2 separate regions of the Mus musculus genome follow, and region 2 is linked to region 1. Evidence: chromatin loops called from intact Hi-C (ENCODE). Cell type or tissue: heart. All regions are shown on one strand. Region 1 has its middle 20 kb from the start of Gm15691. Region 2 overlaps Pxdn (peroxidasin).

The links. Peaks named below come from ENCODE experiments on the same cell type or tissue, not always from the same donor. Only the 100,000 strongest peaks of a DNase experiment are listed, where the experiment ranks them.
Region 2: it touches region 1 in a loop (2.2-fold over the local background); 2 of 42 quality-filtered maps call a loop at or near these places.

The regions. Positions count from the first base shown.
Region 1 is chr12:30,036,940-30,041,939 of GRCm38, forward strand. No RefSeq gene overlaps it. Among named protein-coding and RNA genes, the nearest start is that of Gm15691, 20 kb to the right of the region's middle. In heart, CTCF peaks have their summits at 2,744 (motif pointing right), 3,451 (motif pointing left) and 3,684; a DNase peak (open chromatin) is centred at 2,812.
Region 2 is chr12:29,977,662-29,982,661 of GRCm38, forward strand. It overlaps Pxdn (peroxidasin), which reads left to right. Exons shown (of 23, transcript NM_181395.2): 4 at 1,579-1,650; 5 at 4,633-4,704. Among named protein-coding and RNA genes, the nearest start is that of Pxdn, 42 kb to the left of the region's middle. In heart, no CTCF peak of the experiment used is centred here; DNase peaks (open chromatin) are centred at 2,572 and 4,398.

The sequences.
Region 1 (5,000 bases):
GGTACTTTCCAGGGAGAGGTGCCAAAGAAGGCTGAGACACTGTGGTCACAGCTGTCCCACAGATGAAGTGGGTACCCCTGAACAATGGGGTGGTAAGCATGGAGGCTGGGTATTAATGAGGCTCCCAGCTAATTTGGGAGGACCTAGCATCCTTTCAGAATATCCTGGTGGAGTTAAGTGAGGCGCTTAGTGAAATGCCTGGCCCAACTAAGGCAGGGAGGCAGAAAAGGCGCTCACACATGCCAGTGGCCTGCCTTTACTTTCCAGGGGAGTCTGTATTCTTGGCTTCCTGTAGTAACCTGGAGCTTTATTTGCCCAGTAGGCAGGATCTGGGGCCAGGGAGGGTTGGCCTTGTTCCATGTCTCTGCAGGGACAAGGCCTGGGATGGTGTCTTCCTAAAACTGATACCTCCTTGAAATGTCAAAAGAGACACTTTAAAGTTTAGGTTCAACTGAAGTGAACAGCTCTGGGCTGCGTTCTGCACCAAACCTTGAAGACGGTAATGGTTTGCCTAGAGGAGAGTGTTTCTCATCATGGGGTTTTCCTTTATGGTCATTCTCTACATGTTTTGATGTCCAGGGACCCCTCTGCCTGTCCCTGAAGCATAGCTTTCCTATGGAGCTTGGCATGGTGGAGACCCTGGGAGATGGGGAGGAGAAATGGCATGATGAGCTGTCTGTCCTGCTGCTCTGCAGATGGACTGTCCTCCTGATAGCTACTCAGCTACTTGGCCTCTCCACAAACACCTCAGTGGAAAGCCTGGTCCTGGGAGGACTGTGCTAATCCATTCCGCGGTTAGCAGAAGAAACTCGAAAAGCCATGTTCATATTGACTCAAATGTGAGGTGTGTTGTTTACTTGAAGGTTTGGAATGTGGTTCCTGGTGGTGTGCTGGTGAACCTCGATTTATGAGGAAAGCTCCCATGGCCATAACTGAATGCTAATAGCTTCTTAGACACAGCTCTGGGCTGTGCGGAGCTCACCCACCAAGGACACTCAGGCTGGCAGCCTCATGGTTTTCTCCACTAGACTTGCTGTTATTGCACAGCTGTACCAGCCTGGCACTCTTTCTGTTGACATTCAGGCTCCTACTAGTGGGAGTGGCCATGCCCAGACCACCAGAGGTCTGCTGAAGTCAAGAGCTGCTGGAAGCTCTGTAAAGCAAGGGCCAGAGTTCCAGAAGAGAAACACTTTTCCAATGTTTACCCAAATCCCCAAGATTACATGGAATGTGGGGGCTAGCCTATCCATGGGGGAGGGTCCAAGCCCCAGCTCAGGGCCAGAGAGGGACCTTATAGATCAAAAGTCTGTGATGGATATTTTTAAGTCTACTCGACATAAGCCAAAGTCATCTGAGGGGGAGGGGAGCCTCAATTAAGAAAATGCCTTTATAAGATCAGGTTGCAGGCAAGCCTGTTAGGGCATTTCCCTAATTAGTGATTGGTGAGGAGGGCACAGCCCATTGTAGGTGGTACCATCCCGAACTGGTGGTTCTGAGTTCTATACGAAATCAGACTGGAAAAACCCACAAGGAGCAAGCCAGTAAGTATCACTCACTCTTTCATGGCCTCTGCATCACTCCAGGCTCCAGATTCCTGCCCTGTTTGGGTTCCTGTTTTGATGTCCTTTGATGATAAACTTTGATGGGGAAATATAAGCTGAATAAACCCTTTCCTCCTCAAGTTACTTTGGTCATGGTGTTTCATCACAGTGACAGTAACTCTGGCTAAGCTAGAGGCTGGCTAACATGGAAATCTATCTGTAGAACGATTCTTCAGCCTGGGCTGTTGTTTGTGAAAGCAAATGTTGTGGCCCTCAGTTTCCTCAATGTCTCTGCTGCCTGGGTCTCTCCCAGGTGCTAGGATGATCAGTCCCCAGGATGCCGTATCCAGGGTGTATATCTTTGGAGGTTGGCAAGGAAAGATCAGATCAGAGACAGAGATGAAGAGAAGATAGTAGACTTCCCCAAGAGGTTATTGAAGTATTCCTTGCTGTGTGTGAAATAGGCCTAAAAAAGGCTTTCTCTGGGAAGAGACCTAGAAGCATGGGGGAGCACACTCTCTGAGCATCCATCTGCTTTCCATCATCTGCACCAGATGTTACATCTACAGACACCTGGGATGAGGGAGGCAGGGAGCATAGGAAAAGAAGACCTTTCCAAAGAGACAGAGAGACGATATTGCTTTAGTGTGTGTGTGTGTGTGTGTGTGTGTGTGTGTGTGTGTGTGTGTGTGGTTTTTCTGCACAGGCACAGGGCGGAGGAACAGCAGAGCAGAACCAGAGGCACAGGTGATCAAAGTCTGCCTTGCTCAGGATTGCCTGTGTGCTACCTGGTCTCTGAAAGAAGAGATGTGGGTAAAGCTAAAGACCTTGCAGATGTCCTAAGATGGGTGTCGGTGGGAGGGAGAGCATCTGGGATCATCCATGGTGCTGTTTCCATCATGGGAACAGGATGCATAGAAATCCTCACCTTTTCTCTTAACTTCAGCCCCTGCTGCTCCAACAGTGAGAAAGCCCTTGGCAGAAGAGCCCCAGATGCATCATCTCCATCAGGATAGAGGGGGACAGGATACAGGCCAGGGGATCCAACAACAGGCTGACTCACAGCTGGAGAAAACTTTGGCTGTATTCGTGGGTGAGGGAGCTGACACCTTCAGTCTTTTTTATCCCATACAGCAAGGGACACAGATTTCAGAGTAGGTAACCCTGCTTCCCTGACAGAGTGGAGCCTGCTCTGCCTTTGGTGTTCCACAAGGTGGCAGCATATGCTCAGAGTCCTACCTGGTAAGAGGGTGGCACTCATTTGTGCTGTAAAGGCCTGCTCTGCCAAGGCAGGAGGGACTGGAGGGCTGGCCACCGATGAAGAGGATCCTGGAGTTAACCCTGATCTTTAACAGCTGTGTTTCAGCAGCGAGGCCTGGGAAGGAAAACCAAACTGAAAACTGTGCTGTAATGTGGTGCTTCCTGTGTCTGGAGAGTGGAGGAATCATGACAGCGCTCCTCTTTGTGAATTTTTTGATGTACAGGCCAGTGCTCTCCTAAAAGAAGAAGGAAAGTCCACCAGAACTAAGTCCACCAGGGCAGAAGGCATCCTGGTCTGCTTAGCCCTGTAAACAGGAGGAAAAGAATACATGACTATTTACAAAAATCAGGACCCACCAAACTGCAGCAGCAGCCAGTTAACAGAAGAGCCTGGTTTGTTGGGTTCCTGGTCCCTCAGTATGTCTCAATGTAGCTACAAGACATTTTGTTTAAGGAAACGAAGCTCTTGATTTATAGGATTTGGAGGAGGCTAAGCTGGGGAGTGCTTCCTTGTGAAGTGGTGGGGCCGTATTAGCCCACTAACTAGAACTCATTCAGAGGGACTTGGGAGAACTTGTTTGAGAAAGAGATAGGAGAGGCTGGAGAGTGGCTGGTCTTCCAGAATTCAATTCCCAGCAACCACAAGGTGGCTCACGACCATCTATAACGGGATCTGCTGCCCTCTTCTGGCATGCAGGTATACATGCAGCTAGAACACTCATACAATAAATCTTTGGGGGGGGGGGCTGGGGTGGGGAGGGTGAAATGTGGGACAAAGGGAAGGAAATGGAGTTGGAGAAGCAGCCAAGCATATAAATTTGGCATCTGGAGGGGCCAGGTTAAACACAGCTATGTCTTTGGCTGCTATGTGCCTGATGTTCCTAACCCCACAGCTGGCTCAGAACCCCTCTAAGGAATAATACTGGGTCTTTGAGGAAATACCAGAAGACATCAAACAAAGACATGCTCAGCACACAGTAGGAGGTGGCTTTGGTCAGAGTTCAGCCCAGCACACAGTAGGAGATGGATGTGGTTCAAGTTTGGAGTTGGAAATGTGCTACAAGGACCCAGACAGTTGTCTTTCCCCTTTGCAGATAAATAAGAAACAAGCAAGCCAGGTAGTGAGTGTCAACCACAGCATTGAGGTGAAGCAGAGAATTCTAGCCCTCTCCGGAGGTTACAGATGAAAGAAAAGGAGTCTCTTAGAAACAAACTTGCTTGTTTGGTGTTGTCAAGGACCCTTGAAGAGCATAGCTGCCCCAGATCAGTTACTGCAAAGCAGAGAGGGTAGGGACTGCCCTTCCTGTGTGCCAGGGGAATCTTTTTCATGACAAATCCAACTCGTACAACAACTTGCACTCAACCCAGCATAATGGCCCCTGGAGCCTTTAGGGCCCTAAGAGTGGAGCTGGCTTTGATGAGCCAGTGTGCTAGGCTGGGAGGCTGACTGAGTCCTTGTGAGGCTGCAAACGAATCTGAGCACTTGGGAGACCCTGCAATGGTGAGAGTGTGTTAGATGCTGAGCACACCCTACATAGTTGCTAACAGTTCCTTAAATGTGTATTATACTGAGTTACCCAAGGCTATCATCACGCAGCTTAATATGTATTTTGAGCTATTCCTGATACCCTGCTACATCCTCTTTCTCAGCCGCCTCCATTAATTCTCTCGGATCCCCTATACTGTTTTTCTTCTATTTTCATGTCATCTGTACATATGGGACTTTATGAATTTATAAATCCTGAAACCCACAAATGAGAGAAAAGATACACTACTTGTCTTTTTGAGACTTATGAATATGATTATTTCCAGTTGCATCCATTCAGGGAGCTAGACAGATGGCTCAGTGGTTAAGAGTCCTGGCTGCTTTCCCATAGGTCCCAGGTTCTATTCTCAGGACCTACATGAGGATGCACAACCATGGGTCACTCCAATCCTCTTCTGACCAGACATGCACATACAAGCAGGCAAAACACCCATACAAGAGAAAAATATAAAGACAGAGAAAACATTTGAGAAGAGTATTTTGGGAAGGTCTTCCTGTCTGCTGTTGGTCATGATGCATGTTAGTGCTCTACTGAGTAGCAGAAGTATGTAATGTCCATGTTAGACACCCGGGGCGCCCTTTCCTTCTGGTTGGCCAATATTGGTCTTGGGTCTGAGCTAATACACTTCGCAAAGAAGACCTGGTTTGTTGTT
Region 2 (5,000 bases), 59 kb before region 1:
GAGCCGTGTGCATAATTAACTCTATGGTTCTATTTAAGAATCCAGGGTGCATAAAGATTGAGTTTTTACTATCGCTTCATGCTTTCAAGCAGCCTGGAGGACCAATGCCCGTGTGGCTTTTGTTCTAGATGCTGGGCTATTGATGGGGATGGACAGGTCCTGGATGGTTTGTGTTAAGGTTTGTGGTTCTTTGAGGACCACTTTCTTGATTTGCACAGAGGGAAAAGGCAAGAGCATCTTTGGTGGGTTGCAGCAATTAAAGAGAGCACTTCTGGCGCCATGAAGTAGGTAGGACCTTGTACAGACAGACAGCAGGGAGTACAGTGAGTGATCTGATCCTGGGTGTCATACCACAAGAATTAAGGCAAAGAATACTGTCTTGTTTGTTTGTTTGTTTCCTTTTTCTTACACATCATCTTGTTAGTTGACATCCATGTCTTTTTTTATTTTAATTTTTTTAAAATTTGTATTAACGTTAGCACACAAAGTACTTGGTTTTATTATGACATCTTCATAACTGTGTGTCATTATACTTTCTCATTTGTTCCCAGACTCCCTTGCCCTCAGCGTGGCTCTTTTCCAGCTGGTTCTCTGCTGCGCTTTATTACCCGTATTCATTTCCACCTCTACTTCTCTCCTCCCTTAAGGTGTCATATTCTGCTCCTATGACATCCTTTCTAGTTTCATCATACAACACACAGCACGCACAGGCACGCACACACACACATTTTATAGAAACAGGTAGTTGTGCTAGATGCTGAGCCATTGGCTTGAAGTCTTAAGTTTTCACGTGACAGGGAATCATGGGAGAAGCTTGCTGTTTGACTTGTCCTTCTGCCTGTGTCACCGAGGAAAACAAACCAGTTTCAATAAAGTATAGTGCAGACACACCAGTCCCAGAGAGGGCGCCATCTCTTCTTACTCAGTGTGGCTGCTGAAGATTGGGTTATGAGGTGTAGTGCGGAACTGGCATGTCAGCATGCCGAGATGTGACACTGAGGTAGCTCTAGCACATATACTGCTCCCACACTGTTGATGAAGGTCACTTCATTGCAGTGCTTACTTGTCTTGGAATTCGATTATTGATTGTTTTAATTTCAACCATTGAAAAATGGAAAGCCCCTTTCTTAGATTGCAGGCCATTTCTAAACAGACCCTTGGAAAGCATCATGTCTGCTTTCCAGTATAAAGAATGGGGTTCTGGGTGGGAGAGACATTCAAGACATTTTCAGACAGCCTGCTTTTTGTGAGCTGTGCTGGTGTGCCTTTGTAGTAGAAAGTGCTGGTTATGATCTTACAGTCAATGCCTTTTACTTGTGTATGGGAGTCATTTTCTCTTCCCGGGCTTTGAAGCAGATGCCAGGACTCTAGTAGTCCCAGTAGGAGAATCCTTTGGTCCTTGAGGTGTAAGAGAAGTGACCATCGAGAGTGGCCTGGTACCCACAGTGTGATGTTTCCTTTATACCATCATGCAGTCATTGATTTTAAACTGTTCTCCATTGCGTCAACTCAGTTCTTCCCGCCTGGAGTTGAGAGCTCGTGTGTGTGCCTAATACTCCTCCATGTTTCTTGTTTCAGCTATTTGTACAAGAATGAGATCCAATCAATTGACAGGCAAGCATTTAAGGGACTTGCCTCTCTAGAGCAACTGTAAGTGTCCTCCATGCCGTCTGCCTTATTGCCTCCCACAGGGAGAGATGACTGGTTGCATGATGCATGTCTGTACTTTCTGGGGTGCAGGGAGGGTATGCATGACGAGGAGAAGCATCAGTGGGGCGTTTTTCACCCACCTCTCCCACCTTGCTCCCCTGCGCCCACCCAAGAGCAGACATTGCTGTGTTTCTTCTATGCATCAGACCCTGACCCTCCACCCATCACATCAGGAGCAGGGACGGAACTTGCTTTCCTGTCTAACAGTAAGAACTTTGGTGTTCACGTGGTGGTAGAGACAGACGTGTAAACAAGCAGGAGACAGATAGGCTATCATGATAGGAGCATCCAGCATGGGACACGTGCAGTTTCAATCATAGGGTTCATTGTTTTGGAGAGCAGAAGCCTTGTCCCCTTGTAGTTCTAGCAAGTGGGTGTTGAGTGTGCCAAAATGCTGTCTTTCTAAAGCATATGAACTAGACCTTGTTATGAAGTCAGTCATCATGGGGTCTTTTTCTTAGGCATAAAGTTCTAGTAAGATTATGGGGGTCTTCTGGTTTATGTGCCTTACTGGGTAACCTTTCACTCAGTAAGCTGAGGCAATCCTTGTGGGATTTCAGGCTATCTTGGGTTAGCAGTTTCACTGATGGAAAACAACTGTTAGTTTACGGCCAGAGTAGCCTTGCACTTGAGGCCTGTGCGTCTCTTCCTGTGTTAAGACTGGAGGACTGGCACAGATGGGTCAGGGCAGCAGCAGGTAGGGCCATGGAGTGCAGCAGCCCACATGGTACATCTATATCCCACATTTTGAGTCTCTGCGTAAACTGCTTCAGACAGATGAAACGGGGAATCCAGGTTATTGCAAAAGCTCTTGGAACTATCTCGAGGCTTTACAGATGTGGGAGATTGCAGAGGACGTGCTCTGTTTTCATGCAGACAGCACTAACCTGGCAGTGAGGCCACTGAAGGAGCCCAGCCAGGAGGAATTAGGAGCAAGAGGACTTGAGTGGTTTCCATAGCCAGCGGGGCTTTCTGCTCATCGGTGACAGGGAGCGGGATCCTGAGTCATAAGGGAGTTTAGAAAAACCTTAGGCGAGGAGAGACAGGATGCTGCAGCTGGGGTATGGCTTTCTTTCTGAGAATTGAATGCTGTAGTGAGACTGGGGGATAACCGCTTCCAGGTGGGATGAATGGTTCAGGTCAGTGTGTCAAAAAGGCCTCAGGCCTCAGGCTCTCTCTGATGCTTGTGCAGGGTCTGTTATTGGGAAAAGAGAGTTTCAACTGCCTCTGCTTCAGGGTCTCTCTACCCTCTCCTGTAGAAGATGCATGTTCTTAACACTCAGCTGGGTCTGTGGGAATTGGGAAGCCATGAAGTCCTGAATGAAGAGCCCAGGGGCAGCACTCCTCAGGGGGCCCTTGTCAGCTCCAGAGTTAGTAGCTGATTCAGCAAAGATAGTCCATGTAACATGAGGAGTCCCTCCCTGTGCTCCAGTTTTCTCAGACACCCAGAGAAGGGTAATGGTGCCCAGAATCTATCTGGAGCCCCAACAGTCCAGAGTTCTACAAACCCTGAAAGCCACTGCCCTCGATGCTTCTCGGGGAAGGATGTCTAAGACCCACCTGTTCAAACTTCACTGCAGGCTAAAGGGCTTTGAACACAAACCGTGATGCCTGTCCTTGTAGGGCTCTTGAATATCTGTCTTTGTTCCCTCTTGTTCTTCCAGTTTAGATCAGGACTTAGGTTTAACCAGAGACTTCCCAGAAGCCCCCCAGTGTTGATGGTTTATGTGAGCCATAGGGCCTGGGGACCAGAGGAATATGCGTGTTGGCCTACGCTGCCTAGCACACACCACACCTCATGGGGAGTAAGGATGTCTCTTTGCCCCTGTCTCCTTTGATGTCCTTGGATCAGATGATGTACTGGGGCAGTCACTGACATTGGTGCTCTTTTCTTGTCTTGTAAACACTTTGTCATATAGGGAGCGAGGGTTACAAACCTGCACCCAAGGATGGTCATGGAGACCATGGTACTGTGTGTCTGAGGAAGGACAGGTGGGCGTGGACTGCGGCCCTCTGAGATTAGGAGGCTCTGGACTGGTTCTGCCCAGAGAGTTGCCAGGGAATGAAGCCCATATAGGGACCCAGGAGTAACAGTTAATTAATCTCAGAGTTAATGTAAATGGATTTGAAGAACAACAAGGCTTTATATGGAGTTATGGTGATGAAGACTGTATGTTGTTTCTGCTGCTTGTTTCTGTCTTTGGCCCTTCATTGAATAAGAGCATCTGTTACCATGGCCACCTGAGTGGAGCCTTCTCTCTAGGCCAGTGAATAAGAACTTGATTGATGTTGTCTTGAATAAAAAAAAAGTACCCATGATTCAAAAACAGCAAACTAGCACCCAGGAGAATGAAATTAGCTACATTCCAAATTGTAAATTGTTTGAACTAAGGCGACATCTTAAATAGGAAGCCATATGGCCTCTGGGTATTCAGTATGACCAGAGGAGCTCTGGGAAGTCCATCGCCTCATATGACTTAGAGCTGCTTATCTCCTGCCTGGGTGCCTGGTTTTGTATCTACAGCATTCTTAGTGTCACATGGAAGCTTTGACAGTTTCAAGTGCAGGGGTGCTGTGGATGGCACACGGACAGTGGTCCTGTCTGCTGGGCTGCTTTTGGTTTTTCCTTGTTATCTCTCACTGGGTATTTTATAGATTATTGTGAAGTGTCTGGGCCACCATCACTTGGGTTCCTGGAGACCCAGGGCTTAAGTCCTGAGGTATTTATTGCCTGTGGGTCATCCAAGTACAAGGCAGCCTGCCTGCTCTCACTTGTGTCTTCTTGCCTCCATACACCGGGCAGAGCACAGGGAGGTACCTAGTGGTATGTGGATACGAAGTGCGGGAAAACTTTGGAGCCCAAAATCTGGGTTGGCAAAGGTCGGTAAGTCATTCACATTGTGTGGCTGTTTTATCCCCTAGGTACCTGCACTTTAATCAGATAGAAACGCTGGACCCTGAATCCTTCCAGCACCTGCCAAAGCTGGAGAGACTGTGAGTCCTGCTTCCTTCTTTAATCTGTAGTTGGGCCCTAGCTCCTGCTGCCTGAACAGTGAACATCAGCTTAACACTTCCATGATGCTTCGGTGTAAAATCCAACTCTTGGCCAATCATCAGAAGTGGGACTCAATATTTTATGTCTTTGAATGGTAGTAAAATAGCAAAGAAATATGATTATTTCTTGAACCAAAGCACATAGCTGTCAAATCCACTCATTAAATAAATACAGCTAATAAGATGTTGGATCTCTTGGGCTCATTTTCATATGTTTAGGATGTTATTGTTGTTGA